2 separate regions of the Homo sapiens genome follow, and region 1 is linked to region 2. Evidence: chromatin contacts called from ENCODE Hi-C or POLR2A ChIA-PET data. All regions are on one chromosome and are shown on one strand. Each heading gives the region's core, a stretch centred on a gene start or an enhancer-like site at or near the end of the contact. The rest is flanking DNA. Distances are from core to core; before and after follow the strand shown. Region 1 holds the start of NDUFAF3 (NADH:ubiquinone oxidoreductase complex assembly factor 3). Region 2 holds the start of LINC02585 (long intergenic non-protein coding RNA 2585).

Region 1 (3,412 bases), core at 615-3,114, 360 kb before region 2:
TATATTCCCTAACTTGAATCTCTCTCGGCCAGGCACATTGGCTCACGTCTGTAATCCCAGCACTTTGGGAGGCAGGTGGATCACTTGAGATCAGGAGTTCGAGACCATCCTGGCCAACATGGTGAACCCTTTCTCTACTAAAAATACAAAAATTAGCTGGGCGTGGTGATGCATACCTCTAGTCCCAGCTACTCAGGAGGCTGAGGCAGGAGAATCACTGAAACCCAGGAGGCGGAGGTTGCAGTGAGCTGAGACTGCGCCACTGCACTCCACCCTGGCGAAAGAGCAAGACTCATCTCCAGAAAAAAAAAAAAAAAAAAAAGCCCAGTGTAGTGGTAGGGGCCTCTAATTCCAGCTACTCAGGAGGCTGAGGCACGAGAATCGCTTGAATCCAGGAGGTGGAGGTTGTAGTGGGCCAAGATCACGCCACTGCACTGCAGCCCGGGCGACAGCGAGACTCCATCTCAAAAAAAGAAAAACAATCAGCGATTTTGTGAGAAAAGCCGTTGAGGTCCTCTCAAATCTGCATGTGAGCAAGTAGGTCTACAACAGGCAAACATACTGCTTCCCGACTTCTGAAAAGTCAAGGAATCCTAAGTAATCTAGATGAAAAAGTGACTCCTTGGTTTCTTCACATTCCCCTCCAAGAGCCCAGTGAGCCATCAGCTCCTGGCCAGCAACACACCTGATACAAAATGGGAGAAGTGTATAAATTATTATGTTGATAAGCAAGATAAGTGCCAAAGGGTAGATAAGAGTGAAAGCATTGGGAAGCCTGGCAGAGTGCAGTCAGCAGGTCAGTTCCTGGCGGTTCATTGAGCAGCTTGGCCCAAAGATGTAAGTGAAGTCCCTCCTGGTGGAGGGATGAGAGCAGCTCCAGTTACTCGGCCTTCATGACACAGGAAGTTGAAGGTGGCACAGGCATTGGGCTGCAAAGAAAAGGCCAGCATCAGCCTGTCTAGCGCCAGGCCTGTGCTCCCCGCAGCATGCCCCAGTCCCGGGACTCACCGTGTCCTGCACTTCCACAGCAATGCCCCGCTGCCTCATGGCTTGAAGCACCTGGGACTGCAGCCTCTCGGTCCGGTCTCCAGTCCCCACCACCACGATCTCTAGGGAAGGGTGGGTGTGGCTAGTCTACAGTTCTGTTGAGAGGCTGCAGTGGGGGTCGCCTTCTGGGGCCCAGAACACCTCTGTTCTCCCTCCCCTTCCCCAGTACCTATCCGGGGCTCCAGCAACCAGAAGAGGGAAAAGCTGTCTTCGGTGATGTCCTGGTGGGATCCCACCTGTGCAGGGAGGAGGCACATTTAATACGACAAATCCACGCAGCCTCTCCCCATCTCCATCCACTGCAGGAGGAGACAGAGGAAAGCCAAGTTTGCAGGGACCAAGCAGGGTGAGGGCCTGTGACTCTGGGCCTCAGTTTCCACACTGCGGGCCAGGACTCACGTTCCACTGCACCACCGAGTGCGGGAGCAGAGCGCAGGGGCCGAGCACGCGGTTTCCGTTTATCATGAAGCCGCGGCTGTTGTAGCTGTCGATGTACATTGCCTGAGCGGCCTCGCGTTGCAGCAGAGAGATGCGCGTCCGCTGATACAGCTCGTCATCCGCCGGCGAGAGCCGATGCCCTCGCCGCGGGGCCCTGCGGAGGGAAAGGGTCAGGGGCGCGGGGCCGGGCCGGGCAGCCCGAGAGGCCGGAAGGTGCTGGGCTGGCAGTCGCCGGCCCTAGGGGGCTGGATGGTCGAGGGCGCGGGGTCCAAGCTCACCAGGGAAGCTCAACGGGCGGACAGCGCAGCGAGGGTCGCGCTCGGTACAAGCTACGTAGCGCGAGAGCGGTGGCCATGGCTGACCAACGCGCGGCGAAGTCGTCACCGGCGCCGTTAGTCCCCGGGTTGGGAGGGCCCTGCGGAGCCTGACCCAGCGTGGCTGCAGCGCCCCCTGCGTCCCGGAGGGCACCGCACAGCTCGACCGGCCCAGCAGGCGAGTGTCCTCAGTCTTAGGAGGCCGAGTTCCCCGACCTCCGGCGCAGCTCCAGTGTCAGCACCTGCCGCCCTCCCCGCCCCGGGCCCTTGCCCATAGTCCCGGGGGAGTGGAACACCTGGCAGCGTGGCCACCCTCAGGGCGTTGCCTGGGCCGCAGCCGCGGCCTGGCCCCCGGGCTCTCAGCTATTAAGCCGCGCTCCCGGGGCGGGGCGACCGCCCACCTGGTCGCGTCCCGAACACCTGGCCAGGCGGTGGGTGCCAGACTTCTAGCCCCTAATTCCAGCCTTTGGGGCTTCGGGCACCGTGGGCGGGGCAGCCGGCTCAAGTTTCTCCGGCTAGACGCGGAAGCACGCCCCGCCCTAACCGTCACCCGCGCGACCGTTGGCCTCTCCGCAGCGCGCGGAGAGGGGCGTGGCCGAGCGTGGATTGGCTTCTCGGGTTCTCTAGGGGGCGTGGCCAGGTGGTTTCTCCTTAAAATGGCTCCAAGTCTGCAGGCAGCCAGAGCAAGCGGAAGGGCAAGCTGTGATAGTGTTTGGGTGGCTGTTCGGCTGGCCCAGACCAGGCCGAACCGGACCAGACTTGAAGTAGAAGCGCGTGGAGCATCACCTTGTCCTCGTTCACTCTGCTCGCGTCCTGGGAGTCCCCCGTCCCCCGTCTTGATCCAAGTCAAGGGCCTACTGGCGCGAGAGTCGCTGGCCCCCGCGCGGGGTTTGGGCATCTCGGCACGCCGGCTCTGTCGTGGCCTCAGGGGAACATTGTCGCTTTCGCTACCCGCGGGGCCGGGCGAGCGGGAAGCTCGGCACAGTGGGAGCCTGGTGGTGGGTCTCCTGGGGCCGGTCGCAATGGGTTTCCGGGGGTCCCGCGGCTGCTCTGTGGACCCCTTCGGCCCCTGGTGCTCCGGGCGCTGGCAGCGTCACCGGACAAAGGCCACCGAGCGCGGGGGTGTCCCCGAGGTGGACGCGCGGGTTTACTTCCTCTCCGGCCCCACGGGCGCGCTTCCCTCCTGACGGATTCCGAAGCCCGCCCCACCACCGTCACCGCACCAGTGGCCCAGGCTTCGTGGGACCAACAGGGCTAATCCTGCCCCACGGATCTAATCCGGATCGGGACCCGGTCCCAGGGGAGGCCCCCACCTCCCCTTCTATTGTTCTGTGGCCCAGGTGAGCGTCTTGTTCCCTCTAGACTCCGTTTCACAACCTACTCCCGGGTCTTCCTCCTGGGACTGGGGATGGGCGGGTTCTGATGTGGCCCCAGGGCGAGTGACCTGGGGGCAGGAGCTCCCCCGCCCCCCGCCAACGGCTGGACAGCGGGCAACGGAATCCCAAAAGCAGCTGTTGTCTCCAGAGCATTCCAGCTGCGCTTGGATTTCGTCCCCTGCTCTCCTGCCTGAGCAGCGCCCTGGCCCAGATGGGGTGCCCCTGACCCCCAGACAT
Region 2 (3,185 bases), core at 530-3,029:
GAGTTTGATACCAGCCTGGCCAACATGGTGAAGCCCCATCACATGGTGAAGCCCCATCACACCACTTCACTCCAGCCTGGGTGACAGAGTGAAACTCCATCTCAAAAAAAAAAAAAAAAAAAAAAAATGAGGTTAAACCACATAGGGGTCTTATTAGGAGGCAAGGGCAAGATTTGGAGGTGGAGAGAAGAACTACCACCACTATCACTAACATCTGGTTTTTGTTTTTTTTTTTTTACCGGGAGTGCATTAGGAGCTGCCAATGGGGCTGGGGCATAGAGGTGAGTGCAGATTGAGGGAGAGGGGCTCCACAGAACAGCCACAAAGGGAGGATGACAGTGGGATGACACACAGCAGGCAGCAACATGGAGAGTGATCCGCAATCAATCTCACTACTCAGAAGTGAGGAGCTTTGCTCTCCAAAAGGAGTGTTAGCTGGGACCAGCGCCAGCCCTATTGGTGAGAGGGCAGGGCTTGATTTCCCTCAGCCATAGTCCCTTTATGTCTCTGCACATTTGCCCACACAGTCTCCAAGACCTAGGATGCCCACCCCCAATCCCTATCCCTCCCTGCCCTTCCTTTGCAGATGCGGATCTCCCCTTGGTCATTCAAGGCACTGCTCAGGCATCTTATGCAAGAAGGCGTCCCAGGTTGCGAAGGTGACTCAGACGCCTCCTTTGGGACTCCAACACCCTTCCCCGGCAGAGCCCCTGCCTGTCTGCCTCCGTGGTGTCAGGTTTTGTGCCCTCTACTCACTAGATTGTGGACACAGAAAGCGCTGGTGCTGTCAAAACCACTTCTGGGTTGCCGGGCGCGGTGGCTCACACCTATAATCCCAGCACTTTGGGAGGCCAAGATGGGCGGATTGCTTGAGCCCAGGAGTTCAAGACTAATCTGGCCTACATGGTGAGACCCTGTCTCTATAAAAAATGCAAAAATTAGCCAAGTGTGATGACATGTACCCGTAGTCCCAGCTACTCGGGAGGCTGAGGTGAGAGAATCGCCTGGGGAGTTCGAGGCTACGGTGAGCTGTGATCACCACTGCACTCCGAAAGAGTGAGACCTTGTCTCTAAATAGATAAATAAAACTACTTTGGGGGACTCGCTCCTCCAGCCCCTGCACCGATTGGCTCCCATTCAAAGGAGTTCAGCCCTAAGTGCCTCTGCAGATCTTCCACCCCCACTCACAAACCCGTAGGAACCCCGGCCGTGTATCAGGCCCAGAGCTCTGATCCTGGGGAGGTCCTCAGATTCGTAGACAGGAGAGGGAACAACTGGACACCTGTTGCCTGACCTTGGTAGCCACAAGGGGCGCTCGGGAGGTGGAACCCGCAGAAGCCCCGCCTCCCGGAAGCGGAGCAGTCAAGGGGCGAAAGGATGCGCCGACTGATTGGTTGATGGTGATGTCATAGGGACCGTTCGGGGCGGGCCAGAGGCCTTGGCCAGGAGTTCCTCGCCTGTTAGAACCAGGATCCACCCCATCGCGGGAGCCGCACCCTGTGGAGCGTTCTGGGGTCCCGGCCCTGACCTCTTCCTGGGCTTCGGGATGCCCGCGTCCTCTGCACCCGGCGCTGCAGCTCGTTATCGATTCCGCCTTTGGAGGCCGGTCCGTATAGTGTACCTCCCGGACTCTCTCACGGTTAGCCGGCAACCCGCGGAGCCCCCTCCCCCATGCGATGAGTCCGCCGTGAGGGGCGGGGCCTCCCATTGTGCCAATAGAAACAATGACTGACCGATTGGAGTGCTCCGCGTTCACCCCTCGCCTCCGCTCCTCTCGTGACGTCTGTTGCGCCAGGTCCACCCATTGGCCTGGCGAGACCGGCGCGTGCCAGGAGTTACGCAGGGAGAGCTGGAATGCACCGAGGGTGGGGGGAGGACTGAGTTTCTGTGTCAGTCCCTTCAAGGGGTTAAGGCATGCGGTCGTGACGGACGAGGGGCGGGGACCCGAAGAAGCGGGGCCCGCAGCCATGGGGCAACGCCGGGCTCCACGTGGCATCCCAGAGCACTCGGGACTCGCAGCCTGGGAGGGGGTGCAGCCTCCAGTGAAGGGGCCCCGAGCCCGGGAGACTGCTGGGGACCAGCAAGGCAGGGAAGAATTTGGCCTCTGCTCCCGCCTCGGGAGGGTCATCTCTGGTCCCTGCTCCGCAGGGGCGATCCAAACAAGCAGGTGGTCGCGACATGTTTCATAAAACTAGCTGATGGGATAGTTAAAGCTATTGTTCGGGGTGCTGGCACCCCAGACCCCTCTCCAGCCATCGTCCCCTCTACCCCAGGATTTCACACAGTACCCCCTCCCAGAGCTATGAGAACGCTCATGGGCACCAAAATTTCAGACCAAAATCCGGGACACGGTTCAGAACTAGTGGTCAGGAAGGGGGAACAAGAGATCTGGAAGGACAGAAAAAGGCTGGGAGACGGAGCTGGGACAGCGCCCTAGAAGGAGGGAGGTGGGTGAAGGCGGCGACCGAAAGTGGGGAGGGCGGACCCAACGACGGCGAACCTTCGCGCTCTGTTCAGCACCAGGAGCAACGCTCACGTCCTCAATAAAGATGGCGGCAACATCTTCGGTCCTCAGAGCTGCCATGCGCGATGGGTTGTACCACCGTGTTTCGGGCGCCGGGGCAGAGGTGGAGCGAACCATCGGGGCGGCCGGGAGCCATGTTGGAGCGGCGGGAGGCGGCAGCAGCGTCGGGGATGCTGTGGTGGGGGCGGAAAAAGCCAGGGCCGCACGCCGGAGGGGCTCCGGCCGCGGAGTAGATGGTGCCCAGAGGGCGGCGGGGGTGCGGAGAGACAGGCGGAGGGGCGGGGGCCCGGGGCGGCGGCAGGGGCCCGGGAGGGGGCCCGAGCGGCGGGGCCAGCCCAAGGCCCGGACCGGGGCGGGGGGCGGTGGAGGCCGTGCAGGGAGGCGGGGGATGATGGCGAGGCGGCCGCCGTGGCGGGGCCTCGGGGGACGGTCGACCCCCATACTCCTGCTCCTTCTCCTCTCTTTGTTCCCCCTCAGCCAGGAGGAGCTGGGGGGCGGTGGGCACCAGGGCTGGGACCCAGGCTTAGCTGCCACTACGGGGCCAAGGGCGCATATCGGTGGCGGAGCCTTAGCTCTTTGTCCGGAGTCTTCCGGGGTCCGGGAGGATGGGGGGCCTGGCCTGGGGGTCAGGGAGCCTATCTTCGTGGGGCTCCGAGGGAGA

Evidence for each region. Hi-C counts contacts between places; a loop is a spot of excess contacts on that map. ChIA-PET counts read pairs that join two places held with the same protein, here RNA polymerase II (POLR2A). Pooled maps may share reads with other maps.
Region 1: a map with no recorded cell type shows a loop between it and region 2 (9-fold over the local background). The contact joins the promoter of NDUFAF3 here to the promoter of LINC02585 in region 2. A Hi-C loop is called at or near these places in 1 of 168 maps with a recorded cell type or tissue (CD8-positive, alpha-beta T cell), 3 of 37 single-sample maps with no recorded cell type and 10 of 50 pooled maps. POLR2A ChIA-PET finds 5 or more read pairs at or near these places in 7 of 52 experiments (H1, HCT116, HEK293T and 3 more).

What each region holds. Positions count from the first base shown.
Region 1 is chr3:49,020,573-49,023,984 of GRCh38, reverse strand. It overlaps NDUFAF3 (NADH:ubiquinone oxidoreductase complex assembly factor 3), which reads right to left and starts at 1,864. Exons shown (of 5, transcript NM_199069.2): 1 at 1,764-1,864; 2 at 1,447-1,639; 3 at 1,217-1,283; 4 at 1,009-1,109; 5 at 490-929. The coding sequence starts at 1,840. The coding sequence ends at 813. MIR191 (microRNA 191) reads left to right here and starts at 3,276; the gene lies at 3,276-3,367. It also overlaps a transcript of DALRD3 not described here. RefSeq lists silencers at 1,474-1,523, 1,584-1,703, 1,744-1,843, 2,064-2,253, 2,290-2,492 and an enhancer at 2,008-2,777.
Region 2 is chr3:48,662,362-48,665,546 of GRCh38, reverse strand. LINC02585 (long intergenic non-protein coding RNA 2585) reads right to left here and starts at 1,779. Exons shown (of 3, transcript NR_111921.1): 1 at 1,734-1,779. CELSR3 (cadherin EGF LAG seven-pass G-type receptor 3) reads left to right here and starts at 2,661. Exons shown (of 35, transcript NM_001407.3): 1 at 2,661-3,185. The coding sequence starts at 2,913. RefSeq lists enhancers at 255-839, 1,206-1,275, 1,336-1,695, 2,010-2,595, 2,466-2,655.